3 separate regions of the Homo sapiens genome follow, and all the other regions are linked to region 1. Evidence: chromatin loops called from intact Hi-C (ENCODE). Cell type or tissue: heart left ventricle. All regions are shown on one strand. Links, peaks and the distances in the headings refer to the core of each region. The heading gives the core; the rest is flanking DNA.

Evidence for each region. Hi-C counts contacts between places; a loop is a spot of excess contacts. Peaks named below come from ENCODE experiments on the same cell type or tissue, not always from the same donor. Only the 100,000 strongest peaks of a DNase experiment are listed, where the experiment ranks them.
Region 2: a loop joins it to region 1, with 2.3 times the contacts of the local background. A loop is called at or near these places in 9 of 110 quality-filtered maps.
Region 3: a loop joins it to region 1, with 2.8 times the contacts of the local background. A loop is called at or near these places in 4 of 110 quality-filtered maps.

Annotation. Positions count from the first base shown.
Region 1 is chr10:76,429,898-76,437,361 of GRCh38, reverse strand. All of the region lies in intron 6 of LRMDA (leucine rich melanocyte differentiation associated), which reads right to left. Among named protein-coding and RNA genes, the nearest start is that of KCNMA1-AS1, 450 kb to the left of the region's middle. RefSeq lists an enhancer at 3,552-4,249. In heart left ventricle, for the core only: no CTCF peak of the experiment used is centred there; a DNase peak (open chromatin) is centred at 3,890; H3K27ac peaks cover 3,444 bases.
Region 2 is chr10:75,390,987-75,398,450 of GRCh38, reverse strand. LOC124902461 reads right to left here. Exons shown (of 1, transcript XM_047426122.1): 1 at 194-7,464. The coding sequence starts at 2,295. The coding sequence ends at 1,330. ZNF503 (zinc finger protein 503) reads left to right here. Exons shown (of 2, transcript NM_032772.6): 2 at 1-621. Among named protein-coding and RNA genes, the nearest start is that of ZNF503-AS2, 6.8 kb to the left of the region's middle. In heart left ventricle, for the core only: CTCF peaks have their summits at 2,737 and 2,946 (motif pointing right); DNase peaks (open chromatin) are centred at 1,220, 2,130, 2,280, 2,970 and 2 weaker places; H3K4me3 peaks cover 2,213 bases; H3K27ac peaks cover 2,072 bases; H3K27me3 peaks cover 1,803 bases.
Region 3 is chr10:76,980,365-76,987,828 of GRCh38, reverse strand. All of the region lies in intron 19 of KCNMA1 (potassium calcium-activated channel subfamily M alpha 1), which reads left to right. Among named protein-coding and RNA genes, the nearest start is that of KCNMA1-AS1, 96 kb to the right of the region's middle. In heart left ventricle, for the core only: CTCF peaks have their summits at 2,625 and 2,824 (motif pointing right); a DNase peak (open chromatin) is centred at 2,808.

The DNA of each region.
Region 1 (7,464 bases), core at 2,299-6,298:
GGAAAATTTCTTTGGACATCAGATTCTTCATCTATAAAGATAATCTCCAGTTTCCTTTGTGGCTCTAAAATTCTCTAACTTGAAGAAAAACAGCTGCAAAAGGATTCTTTGTTATCTGGTCTGCTAAGCTGTTCAGGCAGAGGAATGAGACCAGCTGAGCCTGGATCCATCGCTGTGTCCAACTTTTTAAACTCAAGTTCCTTCTATTTCTTCCAGCTGTTCTTGCTGGTCCTGTTTTATTTATTTATTTTTTTAGACTATGCAAGTTCAAAGCAATGAGCCCATTGCTATGATTAAAAGACCACTGGGTCTGTGCCATCACTATCTGACAGGGCTGGAACCAAAAGCTCTGCACACCAAGAGGAGAAAATGTGTTCACAAACCAGAGAAGTCCTGTTTGAGGAGTGGGAAGGGACTGGCAGCTCAGGTAGGTGGAGGGAGAAGGAAGGTGGGCGACACTGGCTCTGGCTGCAGTCTCCCCTAACAAAGCCCCATCCACCTGACCAATTGAAGGCTTGGCCAGAGTTATGAGTTTTCTAAACTCAATCAGAACACAGCCTGCTCTGACCTATAGAAGGTCACTCAACCGTACTGAATACTTGTCAGCATTCCATGGCTAAAGATAAAGTGAATGGACGTCCAAGACAGATTTAGAAATGTCCCTGTATATCCCTGGAACCTGTGAGCATCTGTCTGGGTGTGAAGAGCACAGGGGTGGATTTCCCTTCCCTGAGCACCGATGCTCTCCGCATAGGAACCTGTAGTGCCTGCTCCAAAGCCAGCATCTTGTCACTGTCACTCAGCAGCTTGAGAAGCAAAGGCACAGGGAGTGCCACACCTCCCTGCACAAGGGTTCACTTTGAAACCCGTAGAGAAGGTGAGGGCAACAGCATGAACAGCCTGACCTGCAGGTGGCCCAGCCCACATTCCACAGGGCTCATGTGGAACCCCAAGTGGCCTGGGTCATCACAGCCATCCTAGGAGGGCAACACAAGCCTGGTTTCATTTTCCACCCTTTCACCATTTACAGTCCAATGACAATGGAGTCTTTTCTTCACACACTTATTTTTCACTCACAGAAAGCATTAATGACTCTGCATTTATTAATATACTCCACATTTGTCCCTGAGCACTGTGGGAAGCGGGAGCCAGCCTCTATTTCACTAACTCTGCCACCAACCTCTACTCATCTGCTTCTCACATGAGAACATCAGAGACATGGTTCCAAGGCCCATCACCACAGAGCTGGGCTCTCAACCCACCTCTGGCTCCTCTCAGCATACAGAACCAATATCATGTTTTCATATAACTAAAGCCTAGCGTGTCCTTTTATTTCTGGAGCAACAGATTTAAAGTAAAAACTGGGGAAATAACCAATATCCCAAAAATTAAAGCATTTTGCTTCAGCCCAGTTTCTCCCTAACCCTCACAATCCATCTGGAATGTAGGCTTTCTTTTTGTCATCTGTTCGGTCTTTTTATCATTATCCTTTGCCAGAAAGATAAGTGTTAGCAGGACCTATGAGAGACCGAATCTTCATTCCTGAACTTTGCTTCTAGATAATGGCTTTTTGCTTCTGGATAATGTCTTCTGAGAACTGCTATGGCCTAAGGTACTGATGACCCAAGCACCAACCCCTCTATGAGCATGGCACTTGGGACATTTGTGTGAAGAGTATTCACCAAGAATAAGATGAGCGGGGGTGATTCTATGAAGTCTTTCAACTTCTCCCAACCCAGAAGGCAGTGTGACATCAAAAATGTAATCAGTTGCTGACCCAGACATTGTCTCCTTTTGGTTATTTCTTGTTTTAGCTTCTCTGAAGAGCAGGAAGACAAAGTGCTTGACTTATAAAACCACTCTTGATTCAGAGTCATGGGTAGCCTTCTCAGTCCCCTCCACAGAGGGAAGCCTCTCCCTTCTGCTCTGAGAGGTAACATGCCATGGCCTCAGATGACTGCATCAGCCTCTAGTGGCCTGTCTGAATCTAAGCAGCTTCTGGGGCCTCATGAAAGAGAAACTTGGGGTGAGAACATTGGGAAGGACTGAAAGGCCACATCTTGGCAAGGCCAAGTTATAGTTCTGCCAATGCCTTCCTGTGTGGCCTGGAGAAGTCACTTCATCTCCTCCAGAGCCTCAGTGTTCTCATTCACAAAGAGATGTGCTTGGGCCGATAATCTCTAAGCTCCTTTGCAAGTGATATATTCAATGATACTTTCCCTTCCTTAAGTACTGGGAAGGACTATGTCATATAGATTATTCTTAGTTTATCTAAAAAACTAAGTAGATTACCAGAGAATGGTCTAGTTTATGGGGCAGAAACGTGGCAGGGTGGGAGGGAAGGATAATCCAGGCTGTGTTTCATGAGAAACTTAAGAATAAGAAGGGTCTGTATCTTAATTACCTCTGTAAACCCAACTCCTAACACAGTGCCTGGCTACTGGCATTAATGAAGAGTTGTTTGATTAATCTACAAATGAATACAACTCAAAAGCCAAGCAGACACTTAATGGTTGGGTGGCAGTGTGTGCGTGTACAGGTAGGTATACACATTCACACACACATACATATATCCATACCATTTATCACAGATCACTTACCATCCAGCACTGGTTTTATTTTTCTAGATGGTGAGCTCTTTGAAGATGGAAAGCTCATTTATTGTTGTATCCTGAGCATCTTGCCAGAGCCTGGCCAATGGTAAATGCTCAGTGGCACTTATTGGATGGATGGATGAATGAATGGATGGATGGACAGATGGATGAGTGGATGGCCTAAGGTACTCATGGATGGATGAACTGATGGGTGGGTAGGTAAGTGGGTGGATTTATGGGTTAGCTAAGTGGTGATATCCAGTTTGTGACACATTCTGTGTAACCTCAGTTCCCATTGCTCCTTACATAAGAAAGAAAGAAGCAATCATGTTTCAGCATTTTTTAGCTTTGGGAAGGGGAGTGGGAGAAAAAGGGGAGAGAAAGAGGGAGTGAAGAGATAGGAGGGGAGAGAAAGGAAGAAAATTAAAGAGAGAGAGAGAGAGTAAATAAGAAAGAGAGAGAGAAAAAAAGAGATTAAAACTTAACAAAACCCAAGAAAAGTCAGAACTCATTTTCCATGGGCAGGAGGAGATGTCTGTTCAAGGTTCACTATAATCAGGACATTGATGTTTTGGAAAAATAAGATATTAAAGTTCTTGAATACAAAAAAGAAAGAAAGAAGAGGATATGAGAAGGCAACAGTTACCAAGAAAATGAATTAGGAGAGAAAACGAATTATATTTTTTATTCTTCTGTTACTAACCCTTTTGGATTTTAATGTTTATATTTTTAAAGAGCCTTTAAAAAAGCAAAGGTGAGGTGGAGTGGGATAAGAAGAAGCCTAAGCGTCAACCATGCATTTGGATTTGGGAATTTGTCAAAGGTGTGGGAATTTGTCAAAGGTGAGAGACTGAATTTCCACCTTGACATGCAAATGCATTCTTATTTCCTATGCTGTCGCCCAAGTCACCCTGGTTACATCAGTGTTCAGCTGAGTCAGAGCATTTGGATGGGCTCACTCTAAGAGGGTTAGAATTTGATCCCATGACAAATAAGAATGGTTACCTGGCACTGCAGGTGAAGAACAGGCTGGAGCAATCTCAGGGCTGGGGCTAGAGGAAAACACAAACCAGCAACATGATCCATGGCTTCAGTCAATACTCAGGAAAGCCTATTTCTGTTTCCCCAGTGCGTTCCTGAGAGCAGTGTTGATTACCAGATAACCAGAGTCTTTGGTCTTTCACAGAATCAACAGCTTGGCAGCCACAAAGTGACAGGCATCAATACTAATCGCACAAGCCTGTCTGTAGCTGGACCCCAGGACAGGCCGTGCTCCACCTGCCTGTCCAAGAAATGCACGCCAGGTCCTCCCCATGGAAACCACTAACAACACTTATTAGCTGTTTCCTTGCCTGCTAAGTGGTCTGTGCCTCGTTCTGGCTCCCATTATTATATTCATTTCAGCCTGTGTCCTGAAACCTGATACCTTTGTACTTGGGGGGTGTGGTGTCTGCCACCTGACAATGATTTGACATGACACAGTGACAGAAAACAAGGAGACAGGATGGAAATAAAAGAATAAGAAATCCAAGCAGCTACACTGGCGGCTCCAGGCAGGGGTGCCCATTAACACAGATACCTGTGAGAAGGAACACAGGCCCCACTGCCACCCTGGCCAGATCACTTAATTCAGCTGCACTGGACTGGGAGACAGCAATCTTCCTTTGCTGAACAAGGCCCCATGCAACATTATAGTGGGTTCTTCACTTATACTTCTGAGTTCAATGTGGCTCCACTTCTGCCCATTCCCTCCCCTCCCAATTCATCCGCCAGCAGTCCATTCTGTCCTTCTTCCTGGGCCTCTGTGCTGATAATCACAGCTGCCATTAGGGTGGTGGCACTGGTGGCACACATGGCCACCACATGCTAGTGCTATAGTCATTCAAGAGACCAGCTAGGGCATGTGGGGAGGGGGCAATGAGGTGAGCCCTCGGCCCGTGGAAGCCACTATGCAGACACAATACTGGAAACAGTGGGGTTTCCAAAGAGCAATTTCAAGGCTAGGGTCCATGACTAACTGGCAGTGACATGAGCCAGTGATAAGCCTATTCTGCGCCTCATCTGTAAAATGAACAAGATGGACTAGATCACTGATGCTTGAACCTTCTGTTGTTACATTAGACAATAAAATTTTTTCATTAAATGATATTTTCCTTTAGACCCCAGTGTATTGAATGGATAAAAATGGATTTGGAAGCCAGCTTTGGGAGCCCTGTTAGCTCCACCCTGATGGGTCACCACTTGTTCCCCCTGCACCTCTGACAAGTCTCATTGGAATGCTAGAATTCCGCATAGCTCAGTGTGAAAGGCATGGGGCCAGATCATCTCAAAGTTCCCTTCTAGGCCAAATGTTGCTTTGGGTGAGGCATGGGAGACAGAGAAATTGTAGGGAAGGTTTGGGGATTTGCACCGTGTTAGAATGATCTTTCCTCTAGCATTTTATGTTCTCTTTTTGTCATCAACAGCCCTACAGCTCAGGGCTCTGTGGAGATCTATGGCAAGACAGAGCCAGTAAAGGAGCACCACACCAGCAGCACCCCCAGGCCCACACCCACGACATTTCAGAAAGTTCAGCTTTCACTTTTATACACACTGGAACTAAAATACAGGGAAAGAAGTCAAGGGAAAGTTTGGAGATAATCAGCCAGGACTCAAGTTTTACAAAGGGAAATTAAGCACCAGTACACTTGCTATATTTAGGATCTGTATTAGTCCATTTTCACACTGCTGATAAAGACATACCTGAGACTGGACAATTTACAAAATAAAGAGGTTTATTGGACTTACAGTTTCACGTGGCTGGGGAGGCCTCACAATCATGGCAGAAGGTGAAAGGCATGTCTCACATGGCAGCAGACAAGAGAAGGGAGCTTGTACAGGGAAATTCCCGTTTTTTAAAGCCATAAAATCTTGTGAAACTTATTCGCTATCATGTGAACAGCACGGGAGACCACCCCCATTATTCAATTACCTCCCACCAGGTTCCTCCCACAACATGTGGGAATTCAAGTTGAGAATTAGGTGGGGACACAACCAAACCATATCAGGATCTATCATCTCTTTATCATCCACAGCACCACCACCATCACCAATGACAACGAATCCAGCATAGGTCTAAGTTATCATCCACTGGGATAATAACAACAGGCAGCACTGATTATACTCTTATTATTGGTTATTATGAGGATGTTACATTTATAACTGCCCTAGAGCAAGGCACCATTATTGTCACTTTTAAAAATGAGAAAACTGAGCTACATACAGGAGACTAGTGACTTTCTCAAGCCCCAGAATTTGCAAGTAGTAGAGAAGTGATTTGAACTTATGCAGTCTAACTCTGAAGTCTGTGCTTTTAACACTGTCGTCACCCAGGGAAGCAGGCTGATGTGAGGAGAGAACTGAGCTGTAGGAGGGCTCACACAAACTGTGCAGTCAGCAAAGTTGCTTTTCAACAGCAAAAAGCTCCTAGTTATGGGCCCGTTCGCATCCATGCTCCTCTCTGCATCAGCCCGCCTCAAACACGTAAATTCACTCCCCAAGCACCTAGTTATTATCTTGCTTGTTCTCTACTTAAAGCATTCAGAAAATATTTAGATCTTTTTTTTCCACCCAGATGTAAATAACTGATAATAGGTTAATCTGCTTCTTCCTCCCAGGGAGAGACATATTTTTCACCAGAAACCAAAGCCTTGAACTGTAGAGATAAAGCTCCACTTGTAAAATTTCAATGTCAGCATAGAATAAGGATTATGAATTCTTGAAATCATCAGAGTCTTCCTAGTGTCCCTGAAGTCTATTAGGTGGTTTTTAATTCATTAGGAAAAAACTATCCAGATGGAGAAATGGATATAATCTCTACTCCAGATACTATTCAATGGAAAAAATACTCAGAAAGCTTTGGCCTTGAATTTGTGGAGGCAGAGGAGGGGGTTGTGGGACAATTAGGAGGTTGAAATCACTCACTGACCCTATCTGAAACTCTATATTCTATACTGCCACCCTTGGACCACCCTTGGGTTAACATTTCCTCTGAACATTCTAGCTCCCTTAGGTTATTTATTTACTTACATTTGATATTTTCTTTTACAGAGCAGAGAAAATGGAAGGAAAACAATATTCCTATCCCTAAAAACACTCACTGTGGTTCCCTAGGAGGAAACAGTAGAGCTCCAGGAGACAAAAATCCAGCTCTCAATTCCCTCCTGCCTGCCTGGAGAAATCACTCAGCACCCGTAATGAGAGGATGCAGTGGCTAATTTTGTACCATAAATCACAAGGTTAATACTATGACTAAAAAGTGATACCATCAGCTCCTTTCCTTCAAGGCTGTTAGATCTTAGTCAATTACTTATGAACAAAGATTTAAAGACTTCAGAAGCCCCTCTGCCAACAAAAGATGCTTTTACTGTTAGCTTTCTTTCCCCTTGAAAAGATTCTTGAACTCCTCTGGAAGGGGCTCCAGTGTGTTCTCAGCATTTATAGGAAGAGGTTTGCAAGGGAGCAGCAATTAACAATGCCAGGCTAATAAAAATCCTGGAGCCTCAGTATCTTCTGAATGATACTGCCGACACTCCTAAGGTAGCCTAATACGAGAGGAGAAAACACACAGAGATGGGGGAAAATATACCTTGTTTCCGACATATTTCTCAAGCTGTTTAAATATGAAACAAAATCCTACCAGGCTACAAGTTTCCAGCTGTTATGATATCATAAGATAAATTTACAGCTAGAGAAACAGCATGTTTGCTTTTATAAAGTATGGAAATATAAATGTTCCAAGTGTTAAAACTGTCCAAACAAATTAATTCAAGTAAAAATAGTTGTCTCGGATCTGGTTCTCTCACATTTGCTTTCTTTTTATAGAGCTCAC
Region 2 (7,464 bases), core at 1,106-5,105, 1.0 Mb after region 1:
ACTGCATCGGTGGACACTGGTATTTATTTATGTTAGCTCCAAGCGGACCGGTGGTTCAAAAGTGCATTATTTAGTTTGAGCTCTGTAGGTAAAAAGGAGGTGGGAAAAATTTTAAAACTTGAGGGTAAAAATGTGGAAAACAAACCCTCCCATCCCTTGTAGATTATAAATAAAAGCAAAACCGCCACAGAACTAGAGGTCTTCTCTTTAATGTTACTTTAAAATTGCTATGATTGTATTGTACGTTATTTAATGTCTGATTGAAACACAAATTTACATGCATGTTTGTTACAAAAAAAATGAAAAAAAAAGTCACAATTTGTCAGCTCTGATTTCAAATTGCAATTATTTTTAAGGTGTATACCATCGAAGAGAATGGGTATTTTTTTGTATGTATTCTGGAAGAAAACAACAAAAAAAAAAAGAAAAAGAAAAAATTCTATTCCAAAACCTCATTTGCCTTATTTTGTTCTTTAAAAGGAACACTTAACTATTTTTAATTTTTAAGTCCACCCGCTGAGAAGGGGACAAGGTTTACGTCATGTACTAAAATAATAGACAATGTATCGCTTTAAAGATTAAAATTCCGTATATTTGATGTATTAAAGGGTTTTACTTCTTCTTCTTATCTTTTTTATTTTGGTTAAAGAGAGCATGGCAGTTTCGGCCGCAGTGGGTTCCGGGGCCTCACTGCTACTCCTTCTTCCCGGGACCGTGGCTGAATTTCCGATCGCTTTGTTGTGATTTTCTGGGAGGCAAAGGCGTCGGAAGGGGCTACCAGCCGCGAAGTTGGCCTTGGGGAACATATTTTTAGAGGATATTTCACCATTTGGAAAATAGTGTCCTCCGCTATCTATCATTTCGTTTTTATTTCAATTTTCTCTTGGCAGCTGGCTTGTTAAAAGTGAAAGGGGGTGTGGGGCGGGGGACAGGGTTTTTGTTAAATTTCCCTCCTGAGCTTTTTGGGCATTTGGGTTTCGTTTTGTGCAGAGTGGAGCAGGCCGGGACTCGCCGGCTGGGCCTGGGCCGGGGCCTCGGGGACGTGGGGCAGCGCGCTGGGGCAAGCCGAATAGACTGGGAGGCGGAGGGGCGCTGGGGGAACCTGTGTCCCGGGCCTGGGGGGAGTACGCAGGGACCCTCTGGTCCCTAGGGGAGAGTGCGTCCTCTTTTCTTCTTCTGGCTGCCCAGGGCCTTCTAAACGCTCCCCGCAACCCTCGCCCTCACCCCCACCCCCACCCGCCCGCTCCTTCCTCCCTCCAGAGTCGGGACCCGGGGCTGGCCGGCGCCACCGCTGCTTTTCCCCGTCCGGGTGGCTCTGCAGCCGGCGCTCTATTCCATTCCGCGCCGCAGGAGAGCCCGCCCGGCCAGGACCCGGAAAGCCCCTCCAAGTGCGGCCCCGCGAGCGTCCCGGCGCCCAGGTCCGGCCTTTCTGGGGCTACCAGGTGGGCACCTAGGGCTCCGCTCTGCAGAAGCGCGGCGGGAGTCTGGGTCCGGGCGCAGCTCCCTGTGGCGCGGGCCGCTGTCTTCTCCCCAGCTTGGGCCGCAGGACAGAGCTGCCCGAAGCGCCGAAGGAAGCACGCAGAAAAAAGTCTCAGTCCCTTTTGGGGGGAGGGGGGCCGAGACCCAGCGCCCCCTCCCAGACGCTCCAGGCCTGGGCGCTAGCCCAGGTCCTCCGGCTAGTTGGGAGCTCTGAGCCCAGAGCGCCCTTTCCAAGGATTCCGGGACCGTGGAGTCACAGCTCTGAGAGCGCACCCCAAACTCTCCGCTCCCTGGGGTCAGGCTCTTCCGGTTTCTCCGAGTCTCGGGATCCCCTCGGCGCTCAGGTACCCCTGTTGCCTCTGGGGACTCACGGCCGCGCGAAGTCAGCCTTTGGCCTCTCGCCTGCGTCCGACAGCCCGCGGCCCCTGCCGCCATTTGCACCGGGATTGGTGACTTTGAGATTTTCCACCCTCCTCCCAGCGCCAGCCTCACGGCTGCAGGGCCTTTACCCGGGTTGCACGCAAAGCCACCCCCAGCGACCTCCCGGACACTGCGGGAAGCGCGCGGGCCGCCTCCTGGAACTGACTTGGTGGGGACTCTGGCTCCGCCGCCGTCTCCACACCCCCGACCCTGATGTCCGGACGTCGCGAGACCCCAGGAAACGGAGCTGGCGCCGAGGAGGACCCCTGGCCCGCAGCGTCTTCGGACGCCGCGGCCCCGGTCCCACTCTGGTCCCGCCGAGAGAGGCTGAGCTGGGCCTGGTTCCTTGAGAATCCTGGCCGGCGGGCTTGTCGCCCCGGCCTCTTGGACAGACATCCCCCGCCCTGCAGGTGGGAGGGCGGGAGCGCGTGGCGGTGCTGCAGCCGGGGTCCCACGCTCCGGTGCCCGCAGCTCAGGACCTGAAAGCCAGGCGTCTACCACTCTCTCACCAGCAGCGGCCACGCGCTCCTGGCCACTGCGACCCACAGGCTGTGCCTCTTTTCCCTAGCGTCTTCGGACAGGGGTCCCTGAGCGACCACACCTTGCCGGCCCGGAAGGACCTAGACATTCCCCCGCCCTGGGATTCAGGCTTGGGACCAGCAGGGAGACGAACCCGGGACGTTCGTGCCTTCATGCCCCTTCTTGGTATTTTATCAACACAACCCAAAACCAAAGCCCCTTAAAAGTTTGATGAAACTCCTTCCGGGAGCAGCTACACAGAGGCAGCAGCGTTCCGGCGCTGGGGCGCCCGGGGGTGAGGACAGAAAGGATTCCCCGACGTGTTGGACGGATCCGAGTCACCCCGGGCGCGCGGTAAGTGAAGGGTGGGTGCCAGTATCTGCTGCGTGTCCAGGCCGAGGTGCGAGCCTCCTCGGAGGGACAAATGCCCCTCCCCAAGGCGCGCCCCCCGACTCTCTCCAGCTTTTTCCCGAACAGCCGCGGGATCCCCGGCGCGCCGGCTGGCGGCTGGAGCCCGGGCGGAGCGCCGCGTGTCCACCAGGCGGCGCTGCAGAGCCCGGCGGAGCAGGAAGGAGTCCTGGAACCCCGGCCAGCGCGCGGGCAGCCGGCTGGATGGGCATCCCGAGGCCCCGCGCTTCCACTTTCGCGTGGCTTTGGGAGCGGTGTCCAGGAGGCCCCTCCCTGTGACTCCTCGCTTCTTTTCTCCTGCTGCGAACCGTCTCCCCTGCTCTTCTCCACCCGCTCCAGCTTCTGCGCTTGTTTCCTCCTCGTTCTCTATTCCTGTCCAGAGGATTGGCCCACGTGTCTGTCCCTTCCCAACCTGGGGAGCTCCCACCCTCAAGGCTCTGATACGTCACCTTGTCTGCCATGCTGAAGCAGTCGCCACACAGGCCTGCATTCATTCACTCCCTCCTTCACTGATGATTTCCTAGCGCCCACTCCTTGCCAAGGGCTGCTCATCCCATTTACTCGTCCCTGACACAGTTTGAGAAACCGAGGCTAAGTCCTGGAGGCCAGTGGCAGGGCTGGCGGATAAGGCCCAGGCCTTTCCCCCACCATCCAATCTTATCCCCCTACCTGTGCCTCTGGTGGTGACACAGCGACCCTGGTGTCCTTGTGCTGGGTAACTCCGCATAGATGCAGATCAGGGAGGTGTGCCTCCGAGAGAGCTGCTGAAGAAGGACCAGCTTCTGAAATCTGCCACAAGCCTGTGGACCTCTGAGTAAGCACAACTAACACAAATGCAGATGCCTGTCAACACACGCACTCACTTGTTTCCACACTTTCACTCCTACTTCCACAGAAGCCACCCCCTGCTCTGACTCTGCCACACCTGGTCACGTGTGGCACACACTTATGCTCCGACAGCAGACAGGAGAAGGAAAGATGTGGGCTTGGTCTTTAAGCAGTGAGGAAAGGCAGATAAAAAAGCCCCACTAGGTGATGAACTTCTTGTGATTTAGAAAACTCATAAGGCTGCAGCTCCAGCAGCGCAATCGGTTAGCACACAGTACTTACACAGAAGACTCGTAAAAGTTGCCCAGAAGGTGGGACTTATCCCCTGTCAGGTCATCGGCTGGCCTCTGCTGCACGTATTGGCTTAGGGTTCCTCACCGAATGTGGCTAGCAGCCTGGTGGTGCTTAGAGTGACTGGAAAACCCAGGCTGACCTGCTCACATCTGTCACGGGCTATGCCCAGCCCATGGGATCCTGTATCATCCCACTTACACTTCACAACAGTTCCATGAGGTCATTAGAATCTTCACCCCATTACTAGACTTAATACCTGGATGATGAAATAATCTGTACAACACACCTCCATGACACAAGTTTACCCATGTAACAAACCTGCACTTGTACCCCTGAACTTAAAAGAATCTTCACCTCGTTTTTCAGATGAGGAGACTGAGGCTCAGCAGCGGAAAGACAGTGGCTTGAGGTACACAGCTAGTGAGAGATGGCTATAAGCAGGGATTCTCACCTTGGCTGCTCTTGCCTGATGAAGTTTTAAAGCAGAACAGTGCCTGGGAGCCAGAGATGCTGTTCCAGCTAGAGGAGGGTGTGGTGAACGTAGCTGGGTTTTCAAAAAGGTTTTTGGTGTTATTGTTATTATTTTATTTTTTAATGGGGATTTTCTTTTTTCTTTTTTCTTTTTGTTTTATTTTATTTTTTTTGAGACAGAGTCTCGCTCTGTCACCCAGGCTGGAGTGCTGTGGCTTGATCTCAGCTCATTGCAACCTCTGCCTCCCGGGTTCAAGTGATTCTCCCACCTCAGTCTCCTGAGTAGCTAAAATTACAGACGTGCACCACCATGCCCAGCTAAATTTTTTGTAGTTTTAGTAAAGACAGGGTTTCACCATGTTGGCCAGGCTGGTCTCAAACTCCTGACCTCAAGTGACTCCCACCTTAGCCTCTTAAAGTGCTGGGATTACAGGCGTGAGCCACTATGCCCAGCCTATTTATTAATGGAGATTTTTCAAACAGAGCAGTAGAATGAATAGTGTAATGAACCCCCATAAACCCATCACCCAGCCTCAACAATGATCACCTCATGGGCAACCTTATTTCCTCGCTACCCCCTCCAACTCATTATTTTGAAATAATAAAGACACCATTTCACCTCCTCAGTGCCTGTCACTTCCAGCTAGGGTTTCAACCTATGCTTGGGTTGGCTCCCAATCCAGGGCTCATCCCGCTGCCCCACCTGGGTTGAGGCTCTGTGAACTAAAGCATATTACTCTCCAGTTCATGCACAGTATAGCTGGGATTTGAACCTACTTCTTTCAGACCTGGAAGCCAAGCACTTAATCCTACCCCATGCTGGGAGTCCCCAAAACTCCCGAAGGTACTAAGGCCTCTATGCCCAGTGTGACCCAGAGTGAGCCCAGGGGGTATCTGGGCTATTAAAAGACTCTAGCCCTGGCTAGGAAATGCCTTAGTTGGGACACTCACAGTACAAGAAATATTCCTAGAGTGAGACCAGCATAAAGCCACATGGTGCAGTGGAAAAAGCACAGATTTAGGTTCAGTCTAACCTATCTTTTAGCTCCACCACTGACTCATATCTAAGGCTGAGTCTCTCTTGACCTCAGTTTTCTCATCTATGAAATGGGGACATTGATACCAACCTAATGGGGCTGTAGTGAGGCTCAAATTAAGTAATAAATTTGAAAATGGCCAACCTACTGCCTAGTTCATACTGGTTCTTAGTAAAGACAAGTTTGTTTCTTTCTTTCCTTTCTCCCCAAAGTCTCATTTCATTTTGACCAGCCTTCTTGCTCAAGAACTTCCTGTGGCTCCCTGTGGCCCACTGGCTTAGAGCTTCACTCCACAATCTGGCCATCAGGGTGCCTGTAATCATGGTTCATCCTCTGATTTTGCCTGTTTGCCTGCTCTACCTCGTGTCTCACCAATCTTCAGAGTTCAAATCCTCTGCCAGCCAGCTAGCCCCCCAGCCCATCCTCCAACACCCTGATGGATGGCACCCATCATACACTCCTTCCCTGGAATGCCTTCCTTTTTCCCTTTCTACCAAAATGCTCTCAAAAATCTCCTCTTCCAGGAAGCCCTCTAGATTTTCCCCCCACCACACACCGATCTTTCCCTCACTTTGCATTCCCTCAGCACTTAATGCAAAGGCAGAGGGTAAAGATATAAAGGTCACTGTACCAGGGACCAGGACACTTGGGTTTGAGCAGTGCCTTTTTATAGTTGTGTGACCATGGACAAGTAAGTCACATGTCCTCTGTGAAGCTTGTCTCCAAAACTGATACAGGGCTGTGCCTACCAGGGTGAACAGCACATTGCCAACAAGAATAATATTAAAAAGTAGCATGAACTGCACACTTACTAGTCCATCCATTCACTTATTCATGTTACTATTACTGTCCCCATTTTACAGGTGATGAAGCCGAATAAAGTAACACTGTGCTGGTCCCTGTGCCTGGGATTTTGTCCTCCACCCTCTTTTCCTCATTACCAGCAACACAAAAGTTCTACTTTAGATCTCAGGCCAAGTGTGACCTCCTTCTGGAACGCCCCAGGCCCTTTTTATCGGATTTAATGTCCTTTCCTTTGATCTATCCTGCCATCATATTCTCTTTATGTTGTCCAGAAAGCCTGGATTCTGGGTTACTGGGGAGAAGGGATTATCTCCTATACCTACTTCTAATCATGGCAGCTAGCACGGTACCTGGAACATAGTAGGTGCTCAATAAATATTAGAAGGAGGGAAGGAAAAGGAAGGAAAGAAGAGAGGGAGGGAGAGAGGAGAAAGCAGAGGAAAGAAAAAAAAACAAAAGACAGAAGGAGGACAAATGTGCATGAATCGGGAACTCTTGGATAAAATTATGCTTCCAAAGAAGGGAGGGTAGGAGAAAAAGTAGCAGTGGCCTTAGAGGAACTTTGAATGTCTTTGCCTGAAGCTCAAAACTCAGGGCCAGGGGAGCTTCCATGCATCAGCTGGAAATAGCATTTGCTGACAATAACAAAGACTCCTAAATAGTGGCTTATGGAAGATAGATATTCTCCCAGACTAGAGGTGGGCAGTCCAGGCTTGGGGGAGCCCTCGGTCACCAAGAACCTAGGGTCCTTCTGTCTTCAGTTCTGCCAACCCAGGAAGCTTTCATCCTTACGTCATCTCTGAGTCCGAGATGGCTGCTTGAGCTCAGGCACCATCAGCTCATTCCAAACCACAGGAAGAGGAACAAGAGGTAAAAGGGACCCTCTCCCTTTGAATAGGTCTTCCTGGATACCACACCGCTCCTCAGCCTGCACCTCATTGTGTAGAGTTGAGTCACTTGGCCACATATAGCTGTAAGAGAGGCTGGGAAATGTCATGTTTAGTTGGGTACACTGCCACCTCAGATAAACTCAAGGCTGCTATGGACTGAAGTGTGTCCCCCAAAAAATTCATTTGAAGCTCTACACCCCAATGTAACTGTATTTGGAAATAGGGCTGTTAGGAAGGTAAAGTTAAATGAAGTCATAAAGGTAGAACCTAATCTGGGAGGATTTGTGGCCTTCTAAGAAAAGGAAGAGACACCA
Region 3 (7,464 bases), core at 1,106-5,105, 550 kb before region 1:
ATTAAAATGGCATTCAAAGCCTTTGCAGTTTGGCCTCAACCAGTTTCCCTAGTTCCGTTCTCCACATAAGCATCCATCATCTAACAATTCTCTAGAAGCGTCTTATTCTCATTACTTTACACATTTCTGGAACCTTTTCCTGAGACTGTGATTCTTTTCCTCTCTGCTTCTAGCAGATTAAAACTTACCCATCCTTCAGAGCAGGGGTCAGCACACTGTCCCATGGGCCCAGTCTGGCCTGCCATCCATTGTAGTAAGTAAAGTTTCCTTGTAACATAGTCACTCCCATTCATTTGCTCAGTGTCCATGGCTGCTTTCAGGCTACAACTGCAAAGCTGAGTAATTGTAACAAAAAGGGTATGGCCCAGAAAGCTCAAAATATTTACTATCTGGCCTTTTAGGGAAAAAGTTGGCCAACCTCTGCTGTGAAGGTACAGCTCAAGTACTGCCATCTCTGTGAAGCCTTCTTAACTAGCCCACCCGGAAACCAAATTAGAAAAAGTGAATCTCTTTTCTGTAAGCCTGTAACATTTCATGTAAACCCCATTAGACAGTTTTTATGTTGAGGTTTTTGTAGAAGTCAAAATTGGTCTTTGAATTCTTAGCATATTGCACACAGTAACCAAGACACACAGTGTGAATTCAATAAATGGCTGATTAACATGTAAACTCTGTTGACAATATGTTTCCATAGTTTATTAAGCATGTATCTCAAGGAAAAAGGTCTTTCATGAGAAGCTGAACCAGAGGCAAAAAAAAAAAAAAAAGTCTCAAGGCTAGAGATCTTCCTTTCTTCCTTCTTGTTCCTTTATACCTTCTTGAACAGAACCTTTGTTTCTGAACAGCCAACAGCCAATTCCTTTGACTGCTGGACAACTCTTGAATAGATTGATCTCAAATTGATCACTGCTTCTTCTGAAGGTAACACATTTGTTCCGTTGTTTCTGCTGACAGCACATGGTGGGCTCTGTAGTGGATCTGGGGGTGCTGATGTTTTCTCCTTCCATATGTCATTGGGTATTTGAGTCGGGGTAGGAAGCCATGGCAAACCCATTGCTTCTGTTCATCCACCTATGTTTCCTTATTGATTTGAATTTATCCCAAATAAATTTGGATATTTAAGGCAGGGTGTGCACCTTTAATTGTTCAGACCCTAGCCAATGGCCTAGACCTTATCTCACTGGACTAATACACAAGCTAACACTAGGAGTTATATCTAGGCAGGGTAAGCCCCCAACTCGAATCTTGACAGCCCTGAACCCCACCAGATTCCCCTTCACCCTTTGCATCTGTCCAGAATTGCTCCTGGAAACCCTGTCTCTCCAGAGTGAGTGGTAGCCAGCTGAGATGGGAGATGGGATGCCCATGGCCTATGCCTGAGACCCTCCTAGTCAAGCTCCCTGTCTGGATAACTGGAGACACTTCGTTCTCAAAGCAAGCATTGTGACATTTGGTTCTCTTCACACATGTGCCTTACCCAGCTTAGACAGATGGAAGAATTGAATGTAAAGAGATTCTACAGAATGTATTGGAAATAACAAAATTGTGTATGTGTGTTTTTAAAGGATACCCTTTTGGTTGCCGCATGAGTTATTTTGTTGTTGTTGTTGTTGTTAGAGATTAAATCTCAATAACTTTTTGGAATTAGAATGGGCTTCCCATCAGCTGAATGGGCTACACACTCGCCTCCTTTTCATAGCAATCCAAGAACTCCACTGCCTTCCTCACATCCCCTGCTATGTTATCAGCATGGTAGTTTTGCTTGAGATCAAATCAGGGCAACATAGGAACTGTCATTTTTCATTTACCGGGGCCCTTTGATCCCATTTGAGGTTTATTTGTTTCAAGTGAGAAACACAATCCCTATTGCATACATCTATTCTTTAGAGTACTTTTTTATTTTATTTTTTTATGTTAGAGATCAAATCAGAGTTGTAAGTAGTATGGTCATTAGTTATCACCACTAGATTTCACAGGCTACACTTTATTTCTGTTCTTACAAAATCACCAACCTTCTCTGTTGCATAATGATCACTTCCAGTGAAGCCACAATGTGCCTTTCTTGGGTACTTGGGTGTTAATTTATTTCACAGTTTCCTTTGCAGATGCAATCAGAGTCACCTATCACATTCCTGTTTCTGCTTTTTATTGTGTTCCTTTGCTATCGCGTTTGTGTGATCTTTTCCTGAAAAATGACAGGTAGTGTTTCTCTGCTCACTGTATCAGTGACATATTTTCCACAACTTCTCTATTGCTATTTTAAAAATATAACATTTTATAGATGTAATCTTAGTTGTTTGTAACTAGGTTTTGTTATAGGAGCAAATTTCCTAAATGGCATGTTGGTTTAGGTACATTTTTTAAAGAAAGGGAAAAATATTTTCTGCAAAATAGTTTCCTCTAAATTGTAAGTGAAGGAAAAGCTCTGTTAGTAAGATTATAATGCATTTTCCTGATTTCTTAGTACATCGAAATTCATGAACATTATTTTTATGTAAGTGATTAAGTTGTGGCTTTTAATAACACGTTGTTAGAGCAAAAAGAGCTATCCCTTTTGATTTACTTGTGTATTTACTGGGTGACTTACAGTGCTTTACATATTAGAATTGGTTTGTCAACAATTAACATTCTAGGTTTTTATATAACCCATACTTCAGGTAATATAGGATTATTAAACTACAACCAGTGTGTTAGAAATCTGCCTACTGGTAATACAATTCTTACGTATAACAGCAGCTGAGAAATACTGCTGTGTATTTATGCATAGATTGCAAGACAGATGGCCTGCAAGCCGCAGAAGGGCCTGACATGCAGGTCCACCAGCAGGTGGCGCTGCTTTTCTAGAAATAAACCCTCTACCTGGATTCTAGGTACTCTCCTCCTCCTCACTTTCTGCCTTTTCTCTTGCAGATTGTCTCCTTTATTTCTCTAAAATAAATATCTAAAACTGTTGTTGCTGTTGTTTGAAGAGATATACTTCCAGTACGACAATGCCCCTCAATTGCTAAGGTTTATTTGAAATCCAACTTGCCTGATGCAGTGCTTACTTGAAGCAAGTCCAAGTTAAATACATGTTACTGTTTTTAAAAGGTAACTACACACACAATACTGGATTCAGCACTGAGATTGGATTGCCTATGCTATCTGATTATTGTTATGTGGCAAGTTCCCATTTTAATCTAATATCTATTTACACAAATTAATCCCATAGGCTTCTATTCACCTCAGGATAATGAGGGGCATTTTTATTAAAGTGACTGATTGATATACTGAATTAATGTTTTATATAAAAATCACCTTAGTATGATGTTCTTTCATCAAGAGTTACTCTAGAATCCAGGCTGGGTGCAGTGGCTCACGTCTGTAACCCCAGAACTTTGGGAGGCTGAGGCGGGCAGATCACTTGAGGTTAGGAGTTTGAGACCAGCCTGGCCAACACGGTGAAACCCCGTCTCTACTAAAAATACAAACATTAGTCAGGTGCCTATAATCTCAGCTACTTTGGAGGCTGAGACACTAGAGTTGCTTGAACTGGGAGGTAGAGGTTGCAGTGAGCCAAGATTGCACCACTGCATTCCAGCCTGGGAGCCTGGGTGACAGAGCGAGACTCCGTCTCAAAAAAAAAAAGTAAATAATAATACTAATAAAAGAGTTGCTTTAGAATCCAAGTCATCCAAAGAATATTGCCTTTCTCTCGGGGCCAGAACTACATTTTGACAAACAGGATCAGAGTTTCTGTTAAGTTTTGTTCTGTTTTTTAGGAAGACTTTTCACAGAAAAGTTGATCAGCTCATCAACTAGGGCATCATAAATGAAGAGAGAAATCAAATGTGCAAGCAAAACTATTTTTAAAAATTATTTTGTCCACACATACCCAATTTTTCAACCGTTTTTTAAAAAAGACACAGCTATATCTTTTTACTGTTTTTTTTATGGTCTGCGGTATTCCTTTGTACAGAATATTTAGTGCAAACATTAGCTTATGTGGGAGAAAATGAATTTATTGAGGTTACAGAAGGGGAGAATTGAAATATGTCTCAGGATGACTCACTTATTTGTTTATGTTTTTCATTATTAAATTTTCTTCCTTTTTTTTTTTTTTTAAACAGTGTCTCACTGTGTCATCCAGGCTGGAGTGCAGTTGTGCGATCTTAGCTCACTGCAACCTCTGCCTCCCAGGTTCAAGTGATTCTCCTGCCTCAGCCTACCAAGTAGCTGGGACTACAGGCATATGCCACCATGCCCAGCTAATTTTTGTATTTTTAGAGACGGGGTTTTGCCATATTGGCCAGGCTGATCTTGAACTGACCTCAAGATATCCACCTGCCTCAGCCTCCCAAAGTGCTGGGATTACAAATGTGAGCCACCATTCCCAGCCCTTCATTATTAAATTTCTACCTATCAGGCCGTAAAGAACTTTGGAAGCATAGGCAGTATTTTACTCTTTGAATAGGATTTCTCTCTTTTGAGTTTTTAAACTTTTCTCAGGCATACTGCGCTAAGGGCTGCAAGTTGAGGATCTAGATAATGTAATGTATGTTCTTATTTAACTCACCCATGTGATTTTCACAGAGAACATCTTGAAATGTTATTGATTCAACAAAATCAAGGAGGAGAGGATTGGGGAAACATTTTCTTCTCAGTGAATCTATTTTAAAGCACTGGTTTTGTTGAAAATGATTTTTTGAAAATATGGATTGCAGTCAGTTTTCATGTAAAAGTCAAACCCTGACGGGTTTCCTTCCAGTTCTCTGTAGAGGGGATGGGATCAGCTGGAGTAGTTGAAGACAAGAAATAGCCATCCTGAAATCAGGGTAAATTTACCTGGCTGGGCTGTGAGGAATAGGCCTTGTGAGTTTCACGGGACCCCTTTCTGAGGCATTAGATAACTTTATTTTCCTGTTGAATAAGCTCTCCAGAAAAAAAAGAAAAATGAGAACTTCAATGGAACTGGACAGTTGCCAAGGGCCTCCCTGCTTTATTTCCATGCATGAATGTGTGTTTCTTACCTTGGAAAGGAAAGTGGGCTGAGCGAGCTAGGCAGTTTCTGATAGACTTTTGCAAGATGCAAAGCCCACCCACTATCCTCTTTGAACTTCAGTATTTAAATCAGAAGAAAAATAGCTTTCCCAGAGGCTTCAGATTATTACTAAATATTGTGCAAATTCTATCATTTGGAATGTAAACGCTTACACTCTCTGCCCTTTATACCTCCAACTGTGCCCTCAAACACATTTTCCTGCTCTAGCCAAATTGACTTTCTTACAGTTTATACAGTTTAGTATTTTCCAACCACCTTGCCTTGGTTCAAACTGTGTCCTCCACCTGGCATGCCCTTCCCACCCTCTACTGCCACTCCTTAGTCTGTTCAGCATCATGGGTCAAGTGCCCCCTGAGTGCCAGGCCCTGTGCTCCATCTGGGGATATACGGGACCTCTCTATTCATCCTATTCTTGTTTCAAGTCGTCTTCTTTTTCTTCCTTTCTTTTTTTTTTTTTTTCCTGAACAATTCTCTCTCTAGGACTTAACTTATTGTCTAAGACATTTCATGTAGCCCTCCCTTGACATTCTCATGCAACATCTTTTGTACTGTTGCATTTATGTAACTTATGAGTTCGTATATTCGTATTTAATGCAATTATCTAATTTCTCTGGCTAGGCTTGTGGTTCTCTCTTATTGTGCATCTTTAAAAAGATTTTAAAGAAAAGAACAAGAAAAAGGTATGCCCGACATTAAACTCAGAGTCATTACAAATCAGAGCCAGAAGGGTCTCATACTTAACTAATGCTCATCCCCCCAGGAAAGGGAAGTGTCTTGCCAAGGCCACACAGTTGATCCAAGGCAGGCCTAGAACCCCGGGGCTCCTGATCACTAAGCTGTGCTTCTCCCCTTTGCAACATCGCCTCTGTAGCTGCTCGGAGCTATTTATTGGGAACTTTTCAGGGCCCAGCATTGTGAGAGACTCAGTGATATGTGAACTCCAACAGAGGAGCTTATAAGCCTAGCTGGGGGAGTAGAACACATTAGAATTGAACACAAATTATAATAATGCAAGGCATGAGATCAGAAGTGCCAGGGGATTTTTTAAAGAAAGGAGAGAATTGATCTTGTCATAATCATCTGGGAAGGCCCCCTGGAGGAGGCAGCCTAGGCTGTCCCTTCAAGGGTGGTCAAGTAGTCAGGTGAAAGGAAGACATGGTGGGAGAGCCTGGTGAAGGAGTCACTGCCTCTCTACCCCGCCATGCCTCTGCCCCTTCTTCTGTCTCCCATGTGTCTGCACACGCCGATCAATCCCATGACCTCCCAGCAGAAATTCAAGGGAAAGAAAAGAGGCCCTCACAATCAGACGGCGTGAATTTCCTGTAATTTAGAGGAAACAGTGGGGTTCCTCTGTCCCCATCTGTCTTTCATTTGTTCTTGCCCTGAATGGTTCCAGCCTTCTCCAATTGAGGTCCGTTTAAACGTTTTCTGGCTTTTCTTGTTTTTATGACATTTGGCAAAACCTAATTATTTGACTTGAGCACTTCATTGGGGCCATATGAAACAAGGGACAAAGGTGACAGTTGAATGAGATGCAAGGCTAGGGGTCAGGTGGGGGTGGGAATGCTCACCCCATTCTAAGTGTTGGTTAGCGGCTCAATTGCTTGGGGAAGGAGAGAGAGTATGGACCCATGTGAATTACACCATGTCCAAATGTGGCAGACTGGTGTGGAGAAGGACCCAGCAGCAGAGAACTCTCATTGCTCTGACTCTTCAAAGCCAAGGCAATAATCATGGGTAGCATTTAGAAAGAGCTCACCAGGAATTCTTTTAAGTGCTTTTCACATTTTCAGTCAATTCTCACAACAACCTATTAGATAGGTACTCTAATTCTCATTTTATTGGTGAGAAAACTGAAGTTAGATAATTTGCCAAATACCTAGGTTCAGACCCAACAATGTGGCTTTAAGACCTGTGTGGTTAACTCTTAACCTCTCTACCCACTCAATGTGAGTAGGCATTTGTGGAGGGATATCCCATGCCTTAAAATCTTTATTTCGGGGATGGTACACTTGAGTGTCACTGGTTCCAGGGCCAGAAATGCAAACATGGGGTGTCTGCCCTATATATGGGGGTACAGTAGGCAGCAGTGGGGCATTTGAGCAGCTGATAAGCTCCTGCCCCAGGAGAATGGCACCCTTTTGGAATGAAGACTCAGTCCTCTACAAGATTTTTAATTAGAAGTTAGAAATCCATATTTGTATGGACAATCTTCAGACTTAAAGATTGTCCCACATGTGAAATCCTGTGTATCAGCAGGGTGGTGCCAAGCTCAGCACACTGGGGACAGTAGTTGGTCCTCAGGCTGTCAGCCTGCAGCCCCCTGGTTATGTCACATAATCCCAAAGCATCTCCGAAATTTGGTGTCCTTGGTCCAGTAGGGATCACAGTAGATCGTAGGACATTGAGGTATGGAGTAACTG